Regions from separate parts of the Homo sapiens genome. Here all the other regions are linked to region 3. The links are chromatin loops, found by intact Hi-C in ENCODE. Cell type or tissue: CD14-positive monocyte. All regions are shown on one strand. Links, peaks and the distances in the headings refer to the core of each region. The heading gives the core; the rest is flanking DNA. Region 1 overlaps SETDB1 (SET domain bifurcated histone lysine methyltransferase 1). Region 2 holds the start of TNFAIP8L2-SCNM1 (TNFAIP8L2-SCNM1 readthrough). Region 3 overlaps CTSS (cathepsin S).

Evidence for each region. Hi-C counts contacts between places; a loop is a spot of excess contacts. Peaks named below come from ENCODE experiments on the same cell type or tissue, not always from the same donor. Only the 100,000 strongest peaks of a DNase experiment are listed, where the experiment ranks them.
Region 1: it touches region 3 in a loop (2.2-fold over the local background); 2 of 110 quality-filtered maps call a loop at or near these places.
Region 2: it touches region 3 in a loop (5-fold over the local background); 2 of 110 quality-filtered maps call a loop at or near these places.

Annotation. Positions count from the first base shown.
Region 1 is chr1:150,942,241-150,948,534 of GRCh38, reverse strand. It overlaps SETDB1 (SET domain bifurcated histone lysine methyltransferase 1), which reads right to left. Exons shown (of 22, transcript NM_001366418.1): 6 at 5,847-5,972; 7 at 5,482-5,683; 8 at 4,542-4,615; 9 at 3,427-3,617; 10 at 1,523-1,649. Among named protein-coding and RNA genes, the nearest start is that of SETDB1, 19 kb to the right of the region's middle. RefSeq lists a cis regulatory region at 4,354 and an enhancer at 4,282-4,426. In CD14-positive monocyte, for the core only: no CTCF peak of the experiment used is centred there; no DNase peak of the experiment used is centred there; H3K27ac peaks cover 983 bases.
Region 2 is chr1:151,152,972-151,159,045 of GRCh38, reverse strand. TNFAIP8L2-SCNM1 (TNFAIP8L2-SCNM1 readthrough) reads right to left here and starts at 2,397. Exons shown (of 7, transcript NR_144937.2): 1 at 2,324-2,397. TNFAIP8L2 (TNF alpha induced protein 8 like 2) reads right to left here and starts at 2,397. Exons shown (of 2, transcript NM_024575.5): 1 at 2,324-2,397; 2 at 1-380. The coding sequence starts at 348. It also overlaps a transcript of LYSMD1 not described here. In CD14-positive monocyte, for the core only: CTCF peaks have their summits at 2,614 and 2,814 (motif pointing right); DNase peaks (open chromatin) are centred at 475, 1,765, 2,415 and 2,865; H3K4me3 peaks cover 2,890 bases; H3K27ac peaks cover 2,723 bases.
Region 3 is chr1:150,757,338-150,763,631 of GRCh38, reverse strand. It overlaps CTSS (cathepsin S), which reads left to right. Exons shown (of 8, transcript NM_004079.5): 3 at 5,652-5,774. Among named protein-coding and RNA genes, the nearest start is that of CTSS, 5.3 kb to the left of the region's middle. In CD14-positive monocyte, for the core only: a CTCF peak has its summit at 3,484; DNase peaks (open chromatin) are centred at 1,641 and 3,431; H3K4me3 peaks cover 3,169 bases; H3K27ac peaks cover 3,243 bases.

The DNA.
Region 1 (6,294 bases), core at 752-5,751, 190 kb before region 3:
CTTTGGGAGGCTGAGGCGGGCAGATCACCTGAGGTCAGGAGTTCAAGACCAGCCTGGCCAACATGGAGAAATCCCGTCTCTACTAACAATACAAAAATTAGCCTGGCATGGTAGCAGTCGCCTGTAACCCCAGTTACTCGGAAGGCTGAGGCAGGAGAATTGCTGGAACCCGGGAGGCGGAGGTTGCAGTGAGCTGAGATGGTGCCACTGCACTCCAGCCTGGGCAAAAGAACCAGACTCCATCTCAAAAAAAAAAAAAAAAAATTGCTACTCTGTCGGCAGAGTAGCCTCTTTTTTTTCTTTTTATAGACAGTGTTCCACTTTGTTACTCAGGCTGAAGTGCAGCGGTGTGACCTTAGCTCATTGTAACCTTGAAATCCTGGGCTTCAAGCAATCCTCCTGCCTCAGCCTCCAGAGTAGCTAAGGCTACAGGTGCACACCACCACACTCAGCATTTTTTTTTTTTAAGAGATAAGAGTCTTTCTATGTTGCCCAGACTGATCTCCAACTCCTGGCCTCAAGTGATACTCCCACCTCAGCCTCCCAAAGTGCTGAGACTACAGACACGAGCCACCATGCTGGGCCTTAGATAAGACTTTATATCTTCCTATCTCAGATGATTTACCTAATTATGTTATACTTTGGGGAAATATTTTCAGAAATATATTCTTTAACCAACTAATTTTGGCAGGAAAAATCAACCAGAAAGTATGACAGTAATATTAAAAAAGAAAACCAAATCTGTTTTTTGTTTGTTTCTGAGACAGGGTCTCGTTCTGTCACCCAGGCTGGAGTGCAGTGGCACGATCTAGCTCACTGCAACCTCGACCTCCTGGCTTCAATTGATCCTCCCACCTCAACTTCTTGAGTAGCCTGGACTACAGCTTAATGCCACTGTACCCAGCTAATTTTTGTGTTTTTTTGTAGAAACAGGGTTTCACCATGTTGCCCAGGCTGGTCTTGAATTCCTCAGCTCAAGCAAACCACCTACCTGTCTCAGCTTCCTAAAGTGTTGGGATTATAGATGTCAGCCACTGTGCCTGGCCAGGTCTGGGTTTTAAAGAAAACTGACTATACGCTGGATGTGGTAGCTCATACTTGTAATCCTAGCACTTTGGGCAGCCGAGGCAGGTAGACAGCTTGAGCCCAGGAGTTCAAGACCAGCCTGGGTAACATATCAAGCCCCGGGTCTATTTAAAAAAAAAAGAAAAAGAAAAAACTAACCATAGATAACACACAAAACTGACAATTCTCATGTGGATAACAGAGGGTAACTACTATCACCCTAACCTAAAGCCAACTGTTTCAGATTTTTATGTGGTTGTTTAGAACAAATTAGAGCCACAGCATGTGGAAGCAGCAGCACAAATTGATCACCATGATTGGAAACAACTCAGGGCACATATCCTGTTTCCAATGAGTATACAGTGTAACCATGCTAATCAAAGGATAGCCATTGTATATAATCTCCTTTGCTGGTTGGCCTGTTTCTTCCTTCCTCCAGGAATCTTTCAGGACATACCCATATTTGGACGTGTCCTGAGCTGTCCTTGCTTCTTCTCCAGTGCAGAGGCTGAGGATGTTTTCATGCTGAACATGGGCTCCAGCCGTGTAGAGCCTCGATAGATCCACTCACATCTTTTGTCATCCTGGGGAATTGAGAGAAAAGAATGAAGGGAAATAGCTTAAAGGCTAGAATCTATCCTGTCCTGTGTAGAGGATATATACCATGTGTCACCTCTGGGAATCCTCCCTGATGAGCCTTAAATTCCTTAGTCTAAGCTAAGCACAGTGGCTCACGCCTGTAGCTTGTAATCCCAGCACTTTGGGAGGCTGAGGCAGGTGGATCACCCGAGGTTGGGAGTTCAAGACCAGCCTGACCAACATGGAGAAACCCCGTCTCTACTAAAAATACAAAATTAGCCGGGTGTGGTGGCGCATGCCTGTAATCCCAGTTACTCGGGAGGCTGAGGCAGGAGAATTGCTTGAACCAGGGAGGCGGAGGTTGTGGTGAGCCGAGACTGCACCATCGTACTCCAGCCTGGGCAACAGGAGCGAAACTCCATCCCCCCCAAAAAAAAATTCCTTATCTACTTAATAAAGTATGTGCCAGGATCCATGATGGGTATCAGGAACACAACAATGAAAAATATATACTCCTTGTTTAAGGAATTACAGGAGCAACAGATATCTATACTGAGTATAAGAGGTATGACAGCTGGGCACAATAGCTCACACCTATAATCCTGGTATGTCGAAAGGATGAGGCAGACAGACTGCTTGAGCTCAGGAGTTCGAGACCAGCCTGGGCAACATGGCGAAACCCGTCTCTACTAAAAATACAAAAATCAGCCAGGTGTGGTGGCATGCACTTGTAGTCACAGCTACTTGGGAGGCTGATGTGGGAGGACCACTTGAACCCTGGAGGTTGAGGCTGCAGTGAGCTGTGATTGCACCACTGCACTCCAGCCTGGGTGGCAGAGTGAGACTGTCTCAAAAAACAAAACAAAACAAAACAAAACAAAACAAAACAGGCCAGGCGTGGTGGCTCACGCCTGTAATCCCAGCACTTTGGGAGGACAAGGCAGGTGGATCACTTGAGGTCAGGAGTTCGGGACCAGCCTGCCAACATGGTGAAACCCCGTCTCTACTAAAAATACAAAAAATTAGCCAGTCCCAGCTACCCGAGAGGCTGAGGCAGGAGAATCACTTGAACCCAGGAGGCGGAAGATGCAGTGAGCCGAGATCGTGCCATTGCACTCTAGCCTGGGCAACAAGAGTGAAACTCCGTCTGAAAACAAAACAAAACACCAAACAAAAAGCATGATAAGGATCATAAGGCCTTAGAAGTAACGGGCTGAGGTAACACCAAGAAGAAATATAACTTCTAATTTCTTCTGGCTACTCTGGGCACACTGCCTATCAGGTAGCCTTGTTCTGCAAGCAGCAGTATTAAAAAATGTTTTTAAAACTTTTAAAAATAAGAAATATGATTCTAAGAAGGGAGAGAGAAGGGAGAAAAGGATGAGTACAAAATACCTAAGAGTTAAACTGAGCCTTGAAAGATAATCAGGACTCCTTGATCCCTCTTCTTCGTCCCACTATCCTACTAAAACCTTAACCCTGGAAAAATGGAATTGGCTGCCCTTTCTGTACCTACACACAATGTGAATACTCCTAAAGAAAAAAAATAAATAAATCAAAACCATGCAGATTCGTATTATAATTCAGATAATTTATTTTCAACAATGACCTGCAGAGGAACAACAAAAAGGGCAAAGTAAAATTTGACCAAAAACAGTGAGAACACATACGAGGATAAGAAAGAGGAAGGCTATGGAATAGCTATAAAACCATCCTCATTACTGCTTCTTAAGTTCCCCCCCCACCAACCTCTGCCTCCAAAATTGTAGAGAAGAACAGTACCAGGAAGAGGATCCTGACTAGGCTGCCATCCACCTCCTCAACTCGGGACTTCCACCACGTGCCTTCCCACTCAGTCTTGATAAGCTGGCCACTCTTGAGCAGTACCATGGGGCGGTTGGGGTAGGCAGTGACATACTCCTCTATGAAGTCACGGCAGGAGATGTCTTCTATGTCCTCCCAAGTCTTTTTCACTGTTTCAAGGAAGAAGTAGAACTGAGAGGGCAGGTAGGGCATGTCTTGATAGGGAAAAGACTTGGCCAGGAGACATTTGATACTTTTTAAGTTGAAAAGGAGAGAAAAAGTAAAATCAGAACCTCAAGGGAAGCAAAGCCAAGACCACCTAAGTAATAAACCTAATGTACAAACTGTACATACTTACAAATCAAGTAAATACTAAATAAGAAATGTACAATATAGGTGATTCACTTATTTTACACAAATGGATGTTTCTCCTCTGGAAAATTCAAGTGGAAATTCTTGCTCACTTGTTGATCAGTCTAGTGGTAAATTTAAAAAGATCAGGTGGCATCATGAAATGAAAAAAATTAGTCCTTCCTTCTCATTCTCTATCAGGTTTTTAAGAGACTCAGAATGTGTTTACTGTCATGTTATGTGTAAACAAAAGTGTTAGTTGATTCTTCTGCAGTTAAAAATGATTGTTTCCATAGGAGTCTGCTCCCAAGCCAGGGTAACAAATATAGTGGACACTATGAGGTTCCATCTAACACAGCTTCTGTGGAAAGCATTATGCAGACTACACATTTATACAAATGTTAGGTGCAGTATGACACTAGGAAAGAAGTAACACCTTTTCCAACGTAACTCACTTAGAAATGAAATTGAAGCACATCTATAACGTGAGCAGTCTACTCAAGGCCATTCATGATCTTCTAGTGTCTCACTCTTTGTCTACAAAGACCCAGTCCTGGAGATGAACAATAAAACTGTATCTCTTTTGGGAGCAAACTGACCTTTGGGAGCAAAAGACATCAACCAAACTTATGCTCTTTGAGACTGAAATACCAAAAACACTAGGGCTTTTCAACTGGATGTCCTAAGAAGAAATACAAGGTAGAGGAGAAAACTGAGCTAAGGAATAAGGGAGAAACACTCACGTGGCCGGCAAATGGGATACAGTTCCGACTGTGTGACATAGGAAGCATAGCCATCATCAAAGAAAATGAGAAACCTATAAAAGAAGAGTGACAGCAGAAAGATCTGGGGGTTATGATATTTAACATGATCCACAGAAATTATTTTATCATAGCTTCTACTTCTCTGGATCACAACACGATGCACTCCAGGGAAGACAATCCAGTCCACTACTTTCTTCCTGTTTTTCTTTCTTCTCAACTTGAGAGTTAGGAGTTCTCCCTTAATTTAACCAATACCTCCCTACTTTTAAAAAAACACATATACATATAAATATTTTTGAGACGGAGTCTCCTTCTGTCGCCCAGGCTGGGGTGCAGTGGTGCAATCTCGGCTCATGGCAACCACTGCCTCCCAGGTTCAAGGAATTCTCCTGCCTCAGCCTCCCAAGTAGCTGGGATTACAGGCATGCGCCACCACACCCAGCTAATTTTTGTATTTTTAGTAGAGACAGGGTTTCACCAGTTGGCCAAGCTGGTCTCGAACTCCTGACCTCAGGTGATTCACTTGCCTTGGCCTCCCAAAGTGCTAAGATTACAGGGATGAGACACTGGGCCCGGCCAAAAAACATATATTCTTTTTCCTCTATCAGATTCCTATGCTGCCAATAACCATTTAGTCTCCATTTCTTTCTTCTGTGTGAATTGTATTCCCCTGACCATTAATCAATCCTCATTATTCTCTTCCTAGTTTTCTCTTTGAGGAAAGAAAAGGAAAAAAAACAGGAGGAGAAAGAGGAAGAAAGAATCACCCACATGACTCCTGTGGTAAAGAAAGAGTAAGGGTTTCAGTCCACTGGGGACTAAGAAGACAAAAGCTAATTGTGGTATCTGGTCTATGGCACGAACAGGGCAGGTGCTGTGCTCCCAGCCTCTACCCCTTTACAGTCCTCTGTCCAGGTACCTGAGCTTGTTTTTGACGTTTGGTGTCTCAGCTACAATGCCAGCATAGAGCCAGACCTGATTCCCATCTTTGTATTTGGCGACCACCCGACTGCCCACATACAGCTTGTCAGCAGGAGGGTGGTAATCATAGGCAATATGGTTCCCCGACAGTAGACTCTTTCCTTTGTTGTCAAATTTCACCTTGTATTTCTTCCCTGGCCCTGAGTAAAAGGGAAAGATAAATCTTTTTAAACACTGCCAGTTTCTGTATAAATCCAGGCTGCTATGTGAGAGACAAATGGGAAGGTTATGGGGAAAAGAAACAATCAGCAGTGGAGGGTGCAGGTTGCCTTTCAGGAGTGGTTCCTCCAAGTTTGCACATACCAACTGTCTGGATGGCAATAAGGGTGCCTTTGTGCCAAGTCTTAGTTCTCTTCTTGCCCAGAATTCGCATGCTGACTATCAGGTCACCATCTTTGCTTAGTTCTCCAGACATCTGACTCAAGGTTCCTATAGAAGAAGCAAAGTTATTCTCAAGAGTTATGACATAGATTCGGTAGAGAACGGGAAGGTAAAGAGGGTAGTATGGTAATTAGGGAAAGTGGGGTAATTTTTTTTTTTTTTTTGAGATGGAGTCTCACTCTGTCACCAGGCTGGAGTGCAGTGGTGCGATCTTGGCTCACTGGAACCTCCGCCTCCCTGGGTTCCAGCGATTCTCCTGCCTCAGCCTCCCGAGTAGCTGGGACTACAGGCACGCAAGGTGGCACCACTACACCCAGCTAATTTTTATATTTTTAGTAGAGACGGGGTTTCACCATGTTAGCCAGGATGG
Region 2 (6,074 bases), core at 1-5,000, 400 kb before region 3:
CAGAACAGCAGCCTCGAAGGTGAAGTCTACCTCACCAAAGCTAAGTGCCGTCATGGCACCCTGCCGCAGCTTCTGGCGAAAGCGGGTAGCCAGGGCCAGCTCACTGGGGCCAAAGGAGCCATTGCGGTGCAGCACAGCCACCTTGATGGCCACTTTGATCAGGTCCTTGATCACGCGCTGGGCCTGGGGCCGGCTGTGCGTGTACTCCTTGGACACACGGTAGAGCTCATCTAGCACCTCACTGCTTGTCTCATCTATGAAGAGATGAGCCACAGAGCGACCCGCCATCTTACTCAGTAGCTTCTTCTCTGCTTGCAGTGCCAGGCTCTTTGAGCTGAAGGACTCCATGGGTCCTGGAGAGTGGGGTATGTGGTCAGTCACTAGAAGAAAGGCCACAGGCTTCCTTAGAAAGAGAGAAATGGCTTTTCCCTTTTCTGTTGCTTCTTTAGTTTCCATGTCATCATCATCTTTGTTTGTCATCCTCTCCGCCCCCTGGGGCCCCTCAGTCCTCTATGCCTTGCTCCTGCCTGCTTTTTCCCCTTAGTGCTGTAGCAAATCTTGACTCCAAAACAGCCCACGGGAGTGGCGATAGCCCCGGCTGGAGGAATGTGGGCACACGGGAGGCTAGCCTAGCACAAGTTACATCTCAAGGGGAAGTAGGCTGTTGCTGCTGCAGTGAAGACAGGGCTTACCTGACAGATAATTCTTTTTTTTTTTTTTTTTGAGACGGAGTCTTGCTTTGTCACCCAGGCTGGAGTGCAGTGGTGTGATCTCTGTTCACTGCAACCTCCACCTCCCGGGTTCAAGCTATTCTCCTGCCTCAGCTTCCCAAGTAGTTGGGATTACAGGCACCCACCACCACGCCCGGCTAATTTTTGTATTTTTAGTAGAGACAGCGTTTCACCATGTTGGCCAGACTGGTCTCGAACTCCTGACCTCATGATCTGCCCACCTCGGCCTCCCAAAGTGCCGGGAATACAGGCGTGAGCCACCACGCCCAGCCTGACAGAATTCTTACAGCTACCATTTTTGGACACTGACTCTGTGCCATATGTCTGTGTGGCATAGATATTACCATCCTTGTTTTACAGCTAAGCAAATGATACTTACATTAAGTAATTTACCCAAGATCAAACGCAACTCATTTTTTGGCCCCCAAAGCCAGTGGCAGCTAGTGCACTATACTTCCTTTAAAGTAAGAAGCATAAGCATCCCAGGAATCCTAATAGGAGTAATAACTAACATTTACTGAGAACCTACTATATGCAAGTGCTTTACGTCAGTCATCTTAGCCTTCCCAATCCTGTGTAAGGTTAGGGTAGGTATCCCCATTTTGCAATGAGAAAACTGAAGCGAAGAGAAATATAGCAATTTGGCCAAAGTCACTAGTAAATTATAAAGATGGGCTTCAAACCAAATAATCCAGAGAAACCTCCTTCCCCGGAATGCTCCCAGTGTGGTTAAAGCACACTGAGGAAGCACGAGAAGCCAACACCTCAAGAAGGGCAGGCAGTCCTGAAGGTCTGAGCCTTCTGCTACACTGAACTCAGGACCCTCTTGGTGGCATATCAGCTCCATGTGTCCAGGGTTCTCTCCCCATGGTCTTCGCCTGTGGTTCTTCTGGTTGTTTTGCTTCTTACTTCCCCCTCCTCTGCTCTGCAGGATGTGGCTGTGACCGCAGTGAGGAGCAGCCTCGCCCTCTCCCCCAAACCAAAATGGGAGTCTGAAGAGGCAGAGGAGGTGGAGACTGTGGGGGTTTTTTTCCCCAGCTGAATCCTTCCAGTGGAAACCTGAACCTTGCTTTGCTCCCAGCTTGCCTTGGGGCTTTCTGGACCATGCTCCCCAGCCGGAAGAGGAGATTGCTCCATGTGAGCCTTCCTTCCTCCTTGGCCTTCCTGTTACCCAGCTCTCCATTGCCCCCATTGCCGTCTCACATTTATTCCGCTGTCTTCTCCCTCTCTCCCTGTTTCAGTCTCCCTTTTTCTCTTGTCTGGGTCCTCCCTATGATCCTCTGGCCTGGCCATACTCTCCCTCTGGCCCTTACCCATCTATCTCCTTGTTTCCTAAGATTTCCTTGCATTTCGCACACATCCATATGGATGTGGATCCACCTGCATCCCTCAGCCCTGCCCCCACCGCATCCAAAACCAGGTCTTTCAGAGGCTGCCTTGCCACCAGAAAAACTAAGCTAAGCTCTACAAAGGACCCAAGAATTGTACAAGCGAGAGTTTCACAATATGAAAAGCTAAGACTGAAAGAGCTAGAGATTCCTCTGCCACCATTACCCCTAAAGTCTACCATTCTGTCACTGCCGGTCCCTCACCTGCTGTGCTGGGTGCCAGTCTTGCCTTGGATGTTCCCGGAAAGCTTACAGAATGGAGAAGCTTCACTTAGTGTGAGAGCCCTTTGGCTTGGCCCCACCCCTTGAGCCCCGCCTACCTACTCTCTGCTTAACCTCCGGTTCATCACTTCTGTCACCAAGAAGGCCTATGGCCCAAGAGCAACCTAGAAATAAGACAAAGGTCAAAAAGAGTGGAATTCTGTTGGAAATAGTCTCAATTCTTTGAAGGGGGGAAAGGGATTTGCATCCTCCACTCTCAAATTGCTTCTTTCTTTTCTTGCTGCCCAGTTCCTGAAGATCCTGTCCTTACATTTCTACAGTACTGGGAAGGATGTAAAGCCCAAATTTCTGGGGTAGGAGGTCAGTGGGAAAAGTTCTGAAGATTGAAAGGTGGTGCTGTGGGGCAAGTATTTAATATATTATTCCAGTGATTGCCAGGTAAGAGCACAGACTGTCACAACCCTTAATACTGAAGGGAGGAAGGTGCTGGGACCAGGGCTGCTGCACCACAGGTGACCAGCAGGTGCCAGCACAGCACTGAATCACTAGCGTAGAGGAACAAGCCTACTGAGTTGCCTTTTTTTTTTTTTTTTTTTTTTTTTTTGAGACAGAGTTTTGCTCTTGTTGCCCAGGCTGGAGTGCAATGGGGTGATCTCGGCTCACTGCAACCTCTGCCTCCCGGGTTCAAGTGATTCTCCTGCCTCAACCTCCCAAGTAGCTGAAATTACAGGCCTGTGCCACCATGCCTGGCTTATTTTGTATTTTTAGTAGAGACGGTTTCACCATGTTGGCCAGGATCGTCTTGAACTCCTGACCTCAGGTGATCCACCTTGGCCTTCCAGAGTGCTGGGATTACAGGTGTGAGCCAACGCACCCCGCAGGGCCTACTGAGTAGGCTACTGTAGTAGCTACTTTGTAGCTGCTAAAGGGATACAAAATGAGGGGAAGCCACAATTGGGTTTTGTTTGTTTGTTTGTTGTTTTGTTTTTGAGATAGGGTCTCACTCTGTCGCCCAGGCCACAGTGCAGTGGCATCATCACAGCTGACTGCAGCCTTGACCTCCTGGGCTCAAGAGCTCTTCCTACTTCAGCCTCCCAAGTAGCTGGGACCAGAGGCTCACAAGCCTTCCTTTTTTTTGTAGAGAGGAGGGTCTAACTATGTTGCCCAGGCTGAACTTCTAAGCTCAAGCAATCCTCCTACCTTAGTCTCCCAAAGTGTTGGGATTACAGGCGTGAGCCACTGCACCCATCCTGGAAGTCACAGTTGTTGAATGAGACAAAAACACTTGCTATCAAGAATCTTATGGGGAATCTGGCGAGGGAAATAAGCTTAAACATAAAGAACAGTAATACTAGTCAAACAATGCCATTAACTTTAATGGAGATTTAAATAATTTTGAGAGTAAAGAAGCTTAATTATGATAGGGCTGAAGAGGTAGACTTGGAAAGATAGATTCAACTACTTAATAGCCAGAGATGGGGAAGAAGTCCCAGATGATGGGGACGGCATAAGCACATGCAGGAAAAAAACAAAATACAGGACGTTCTCAGGAAGTGGTGATTTATGTCTGGAATGTAAGTTGTTTGAGAGATAAGTGAAGAAGGAAAAAGATCAGATCATGGCAAACTTTAAAAAAGTTGCCCCAGGCCGGGCGCGGTGGCTCATGACTGTAATCCCAGCACTTTGGGAAGCCAAGGTGGGTGGATCACCTGAGGTCAGAAGTTTGAGACCAGCCTGGCCAACGTGGTGAAACCCTGTCTCGGCTGGGCATGGTGGCTCACACCTGTAATCCCAGCACTTTGGGACACCGAGGTGGGCGGATCACGAGGTTAGGAGATCAAGACCATCCTGGCTAACATGGTGAAACCCCATCTCTACTAAAAATACAAAAATTAGCTGGGCATGATGGCACATGCCTGTAGTCCCAGCTACTCGGGAAGCTGAGGCAGGAGATTCGCTTGAACCAGGGAGGCAGAGGTTGTAGTGAGCCGAGATCGCGCCTCTGCCCTCCAGCCTGGTGATAGAGTGAGACTCGGTCTCCAAAAAAAGAAAAGAAAAAAGAAAAAGAATAAAGGGAATAAAAATATAAGAAGATGCAAATACAATAATAACTTCTGGATTCAGAATTCTGCTACCTAGTCTTTACCTGTTTTCCTCTCCAGCTTCAGACTCCCCTCCCTCCCTCCCTTCCTTCCTCTCTCTCTCTCTTTCTTTCTTTTTTTTTTTGACAGAGTCTTGCTCTGTCCCTGTCACCCAGGCTGGAGTGCAGTGATGCGATTTCAGCTCACTGCAACCTCTGCCTCCCAGGTTCAAGTGATTCTCCTGCCTCAGCCTCCTGAGCAGCTGGGATTACACTGCCACCACACCTGACTAATTTTTGAATTTTTAGTAGAGACAGGGTTTCGCCATGTTGGCCAGGCTGGTCTCGAACTCCTGGCCTCAGGCTATCTGCCCATCTTGGCCTCCCAAAGTGCTGGGATTACAGGCATGAGCCATAGCGCCCGTCTGTAATTTGTGATTTTATTAACTGTCTACCCACTAAGCTCAGATTATCTTTTAGTGTCTACACAGTGCTTGGCACATACTGTGGTCAATAAATATGTGCTGAAAGAATAAAGTCAAAACATATCCAAGAACCAGGATATGAGGGGAAAATGGTAGTAACATAGGAGTCACATGTTATAATGTTCATTTACTTCATTCATGGGGAAGTCTTTTATTTTCTCTCTCATTTTTTTTTTTTTCTTCAATTGAGACAGAGTCTCACTCTGTCGCCCAGGGTGGAGTGCAGTGGTGCAATCTCGGCTCACTGCAACCTCTGCCTCCCGGGTTCAACTGATTCTCTGCCTCAGCCTCCTGAGTAGCTGGGATTTCAAGCACCCACTGCCATGCCTGGCTAATTTTTGTATTTTTAGTAGAGACGGGGTTTCTACCATCTTGGCCAGGCTGGTCTTGAACTCCTGACATCGTGATCCACCCACCTCAGCCTCCCAAAGTGCTGGGATTACAGGCATGAGCCACCACACCTGGCCAAGAACAATTTTTTTTTCGAGATGGAGTCTCGCTCTGTCACCCAGGCTGGAGTGCAGCGGCGTGATCTCGGCTCACTGCAACCTCCACCTCCCGGATTCAAGCAATTCTCCTGCCTTAGCCTCCCGAGTAGCTGGGATTACAGGCATGTGCCACCATGCCCAGCTAATTTTTTTGTATTTTAAGTAGAGATGGGGTTTCACCATATTGGCCAGGCTGGTCTCGAACTCCTGACCTTGTGATCCACCCACCTCGACCTCCCAAAGTGCTGGGATTACAGGCGTGAGCCACTGCGCCTGGCCACAAATTTTTTTTAGAGATAGGGTCTTGCTATCTTGCCCAGGCTGGAGTACAGTGGCTCACACTGCTCACTGCAGCCTTGGACTCCTGGACTCAAACAGACCTCCTGCCTCAATCTCCCAAAGTGCTGAGATTACAGGAGTGAGTCACTGTGTACCCTGGCCAAATGACGGTATCTTAAATGTGCAAAACACTTTTGAATTTGCAAAATGTTTCACCTACAGGATCTTATTTGATCCTAAGAAGTAGGCAGGAAGGTAGTATGTCCACTTACAGAAGACAGAATCAGACTTAGAGATAAGTAGTTTATCCAAAGCCATACTCCAGAGATGAATCTAGCTAAGTCTCAATGACTTTCAATGGTGCTCTTTCCACTGTATAATCTACAGGAAGTGAATAGTAC
Region 3 (6,294 bases), core at 896-5,895:
AAATGACACTCTTAGGTCATACACTCTAAGTTTTATTTTTATTTATTTATAATTAAATAATAATTGTGTCTATTTATGGAGTACAATGTGATGTTATGATACAAATATACATTGCAGAATGATTAAATTAGGCTAATTAACCTATTCAGCACCTCACATACTTATCCTTTCATTGTGATAAGAACATTTAAAATCTACCCTTTCAGTAATTTTGACATATAAAATACATTATTATTATTATCTGTAGTCACCATGCTATGCAATAGATTGCTAGAATGTAGTCTTCTTGTCAAATGAAACTCTGTACTCTTTGCCTAACATCTCCCCTTTCCCTGTCTACCCTCCGCCCAGCCTCTGCTAACCACCATTCTACTCTCTACTTTTATGAGTTCAACTGTTTTAGATTCCACATGTAAATGAGATTATGCAGTACTTGTCTTTCTGTGCCTGGCTTATTTCACTTAGCATAACGTTCTCTAGACCCATCCATGTTGTTGAAAATGACAGAATTTCCTTTTTTTTTTTTTAAGGCTAAATAGTATTCCATTATGTATGGAATACAATATGTACCACACTTTTTTATCCATTCGTCTTTTAATGGACACTTTATAAGGTTGATTCCGTATCTTGGCTATTGTGAATAATGCTACAATGAACATGGAAGTGCAGCTATCTCATTGACATACTGATTGCGCTTCCTTGGGACATATACCCAGAAGTGAGATTGCTGGATGATATGGTAATTATATTTTTAGTTTTTTGAGGAACCTCCATACTGTTTTCCCAAATGGCTGTACTAATTTACATTCCTACTAAAAGTGTATGAGGGTTCCCTTTTCTCCACATCCTCACCAACACTTATCTTTCATCGTTTTGATAATAGCCATTCTAACAGATGTGAGGTGATATCTCATTGTGGTTTTACTTTACATTTCCCTGATGACTGGTGATGTTAAGCATTTTTTCATATATCTGTTGGCCATTTGTATGTGTCTTGTTTTGAGAAATGTCTATTCAGGTCTTCTGCCCATTTTTAAACAGGGTTGTTTTCTTGATAGTTACTTTGAGTTCCTTCTATATTTGGGATATTAGCCCCTTATCAAATGTATGATTTGCAAATATTTTCTCCCAATCTATGAGTTATCTTTTCACTCTGTTAATTGTTTCCTTTATTGTACGAAAGCTTTTTAGTTTGATGGAGTCCCGTTCGTCTATTTTTGCTATTGTTGCCTGTTCTTTAGGGGTCATATTCAAAAAACCGTTGCCCGGACCAATGTTGTGGAGTTTTCCCCTATATTTTCTTATAGTGGTTGTATATAGTTTCAGGCCTTATGTTTGTGCTTTAATTCATTTTGAGTTGATTATTGTATATGGGGTGACATAAGGGTTCAATTTCATTTTTCTGCATTTGGATAGCCAGTTTTCCCAATACTATTTATTAAACAGACTATCCTTTCCCCATTGTGTGTTCTTGGCACCTTTGCTGAAAATTGATTGACCATAAAGTTGCAGGTTATTTCTGGGCTCTATATCCTATTCCATTGGTAAATGTGTCTGTTTCTATGCCAGTACTATGCTGTTTAAATTACTATAGTTTTGTAATATATTTTGAAACCAGGCATTTTGTAATGCCTCCAGCTTTGTTCCTCTTGCTAAAGATTACTTTGACTATTTAAGGACTTTTGTAGTTCCGCATGAATTTGAGGATTGTTTTTTCTATTTCTGTGAAGAATAACATTAGAATTTTGATAGAAATTGCACTGAATTTCTAGTTTGCTTTGGATAGTATGAACATTTTAGCAATATTAATTCTTCCAATCCATAAGCATGGAATATCTTCCCATTTATTTATTTTATCTTAAATTTCTTTCTTTCTTTTTTCTTTTTTTCTTGTTTTTTTGAGATGGAATTTTGCTCTTGTTGCCCAGGCTGGGGTGCAGTGGCGTGACCTCTGCTCACCACAACCTCTGCTTCTGGGGTTCAAGCAATTCTCCTGCCTCAGCCTCCTGAGTAGCTGGGATTACAGGCATGTGCCACCACGCCCGGGTAATTTTGTATTTTTAGTAGAGTCGGGGTTTTTCCATGTTGGTCAGGCTGGTCTCAAACTCCCGACCTCAGGTGATCTGCCTGCTTCGGCCTCCCATAGTGCTGGGATTACAGGTGTGAGCCACCACGCCCGGCCTATTTTGTCTTCAGTTTCTTTTATCAATGTTTTACAGTTTTCAGCATATAACTTTTCAACTCCTTGGTTAAATTAACTCCTAAATATGTTTTAAATGCTGTTGTAAATAGAATTGTTTTCCTAATTTCTTTTTCAAATAGTTGTTAGTGTATAAAAATACTACTGACTTTTGTATGTTGACTTTGTGTCTTACAACTTTACTGAATTCATGTATCAGTTCTAATAGTTTTTTGATGGAGTCTTTCTTCTCTCTTTTTTTTTTTTTTTTTTTGAGGCGGATTCATGCTCTGTCGCCCAGGCTGGAGTGCAGTGGCGCAATCTCGGCTCACTGCAACCTCCGCCTCCCAGGTTCAAGCAATTCTCCTGCCTCAGCCTCCTGAGTAGCTGGGATTACCGGCACACGCCACCACACCTAGCTAATTTTTGTGTTTTTAGTAGAGATGGGGTTTCACCATGTTGGTCAGGCTGGTCTCGAACTTCTGACCTCATGATCAACCCATCTTGGCCTCCCAGAGTGCTGGGATTACAAGCATAAGCCGCCTTGCCCAACCTTCTTTTTTTTTTTTTTTGAGATGAGATCTTGCTCTGTCACCCAGGTTGGAGTGAAGTGGTGTGATCATAGCTTACTGCAGCCTCAAACTCCAGCTCAAGTGATTCTCTTGCCTCAGCCTTCCAAGTAACTGGGACTGTAGGCACATGCCACCACACCTGGCTAATTTCTATTTTTGTTTTTTGTAGAGAAGGGGTCTTGCCATGTTGTCCAGGCTGGTGTTGAACTCCTAGATTCACACAATCCTCCCACCTCAACCTCCCAAAGTACAGGCATGAGCCACCACACCTGGCCAAGACTTTCTATATGATCATGTTATCAACAAACAAACGCAATTTCACTTCTTCCTTCTCTTATTTGGAGATCTTGTATTTATTTTTCTTGCCTAATTGCTCTGGCTAGGATTTTCAGCACTATATTGACTAGAAATGGTGAGAGTGGGTACCCTTGTCTTTTTCTGATCTTAGCAGAATGGCCTTTAAATTTTCACCCAATTGAGTATGGTGTTAGCTGTAGTCTTGCCATATATGGCCTATTTGTGTTGAGGAACATTCCTTCTATATGTAATTTGTTGAGAATGTTTGTTATGAAAGGATGTTGAATTCTGTCAAATGCTTTTCCTGCATCTATTTAAATGATCATACGGTTTCGTTGGTGGTGATGAATTTCACCCTCACCCACACCCTTTATGAACAGGTTCCTCATTTCAAGATTGACTGGACTTAGATGTGCAATTAGCACCACTATCTGGTTAAATGAATGCTATCCCTCTGTTTAATAATTCCAGTCCCTCAGGATGAATGAACCTGACTTTTGATTCGTATCCTACCTTTATAATTGATCTCAAAGTGCACTTCTTTTTTTTTTTTTCCTTTCTTGCACTTAGTTAGATTTGTTTGCCTTTATACCATTGCTTCTCATCTTGTGGTTTGGAAGTAAGCCCATCATGCATGCCCATTATGTCCATTACTGGGGTAACAGTAAAACCTTGCTCCAAGGGAAAGAAACCTGCATCCAGACTTGCTACCCAGTGCCTCTGGGACTGGGCTCACCCGCTCAATGAAATGAGGCAGAACACAGTTGTTGCTGACTGCTCCCTGGGGTTCCAGCTTATTGGAAACTCTGGCTTCAGCTACTGTAGGAGGCACCATCCACCTTGCCTTCTACATCATTGTATTCTATGTAAATGAATCTCCTGAAGGACAAGAAAATCGTCGGTCAGCATGTAAATTCACTCTGAATAAAATTAAAATAATAGAATCAAAAATGAATTTTCAAAAGACTATATATAAAGGAATAATATGCACACTAATGGACAAGAAATAAATTAGAAATCTTGAAAATAAAAAATATTGTCATTGCGATAAAAATCAAAAGGATTTCCAGACTGGAAAGAGCTGGATAGAATCAGTAATCTGAAAGATAGTACTGAGGAATTCACCCAGAATGCAGCACCTAGAAATAAAAAGAAAAATATATGAAAACGCAAGTAAGAGAGATGAAAGAGAGTTTGAGGCTCCAAAATACTTCGGATAGGAGTTTCTGAAGAAGAGAATTAGGTGGAATGGTGGAGAAGCAATATATGTGGAGACACTGATTGAGAATTTTCCAGATATGAGAAAAGGTCCTGAGTCCTCCAATCAAAAGCACACAGCCGAAGGTAAATAAAGAAACCTACACCCAGATACATGTAACGAAGTTGTAAAACATCAAAAAGAAAGAGCAAATCATGGCTGGGTGTATGGTTCATGCCTGTAATCCCAGCACTTTGGGAGGCCAAGGGGGAAGGATCCTTTAAGGCCAGGAATTTGAGACCAGCCTAGGCAACATAGGGAGACCCTGTCTCTACAAAAAAAAAAAATAATAATAAAATAAAAATAAAAATAAGCTGGTTGTGGTGGTGCAGGCTTGCAGTCCTAGCTACTCGGGCAGCTGAGATGGGAGGATAGTTTGAGCCCAAGAGTTTGAGGCTGTAGTGAGCTATGATCATACCACTGCACTCCAGCCTGGGCAAAAGAGCAAGACCCTGTCTAAAAAAAAAAAAAAAAAATGCTGGGCGCGGTGGCTTACACCAATAATCGCAGGACTTTGGGAGGCTGATAGGGGAGGATTGCTTGAGCCCAGGAATTCAATATGAGCCTGCAACATAGGGAGACCCAGTCTCTACCAAAACAAACAAACAAACAAACAGAAAAACTGGCTGCAGTGGCACACACCAGTCATCCCAGCTATGCAGGAGGCTGAGGTGTGAAGATTGCTGGGTCCCAGGAGGTCAAGGCTATGGTGAGCAGTAATCAGGCCACTTCACTGCACTCCATCCAGCCGAGTGACAGAGCAAGACTCTGTCAAAATAATAATAATAATAATAATAAATGTTAAAAAGAGAAGGAAATTCATGTTTATCATAAAATAATATTAAACCATCAAAGCAGTTAAGAGCAAGAATTAAGATTAATATGTGAAGTTAGCAGTTATATTGGATATATTTATGTATTTGCATGCTCTCGGGCAGATCCACATTTGGTAGAATGCTTCAAAAATGCTATTTTTGGGCGGGTGCAGTGGCTCACACCTGTAATCCCAGTACTTTGGGAGGCTGAGGCAGGCAGATCCCCTGAGGTCAACAGTTTGAGACCAGCCTGGCCAACATGACGAAACCCCGTCTCTACTAAAAATACAAAAATTAGCTAGGCGTGGTGGCACATGCCTGTAATCCCAGATACTCGGAAGGTTGAAGCAGGAGAATCACTTGAACCTGAGAATCGGAGGTTGAAGTAAGCTGAGATCGTGCCATTGGACTCCAGCTTGGGTGACAGAGTGAGACTCCATCTCAAAAAAAAAAAAAATTGCCATTTTCATCATCAAACACTTATTTGTCCAGGATGCAGTATGACTATGTTCTTCTTCATTATGTTTTAGAATGAAGAAGCAGTACGACGTCTCATCTGGGAAAAGAATCTAAAGTTTGTGATGCTTCACAACCTGGAGCATTCAATGGGAATGCACTCATACGATCTGGGCATGAACCACCTGGGAGACATGGTAGGTACATTACAAGAAATCCCACTTTCACGTCTGGGTAAATATCATTTCCTTTCTGTCTCCCCAAAAGCAATTTGAAGGTAAACAACAATAACAAAGGAATGTATAGTACAAAGTTGGAAAACAGTAGAATTGAAGGACGTAAGAACGTGTACAGAAATTTCTTACTTAGTTCTATTTTGACTGCTTTCTTTCTTTAACAAATCACTTCTTTAGAGGAAATTTTAAACTCAGAGACTACCATTGTTTTTTTTTTAATAAATTCTAGAAAGTATTACCTAAAGACTATTGACAGGTTTTTATAGCAAGTTGCCATACTTATTTAAGTCTAGATTGACAATTTAGTATGACCCATCTGCTTTCTTAATGGGAGAATGTGGGTATTTAATATCACAAATAATCCCCTATTGGTTTTCAGATTCTGTTCTGTCCTGCAAAACTTTACCACTGTTGCCAAAGTGAAGAAGGGAACGCCCTAGGTAGACTGAATTCCTTCTTAAATGCAGGAATCTCCTTTGTA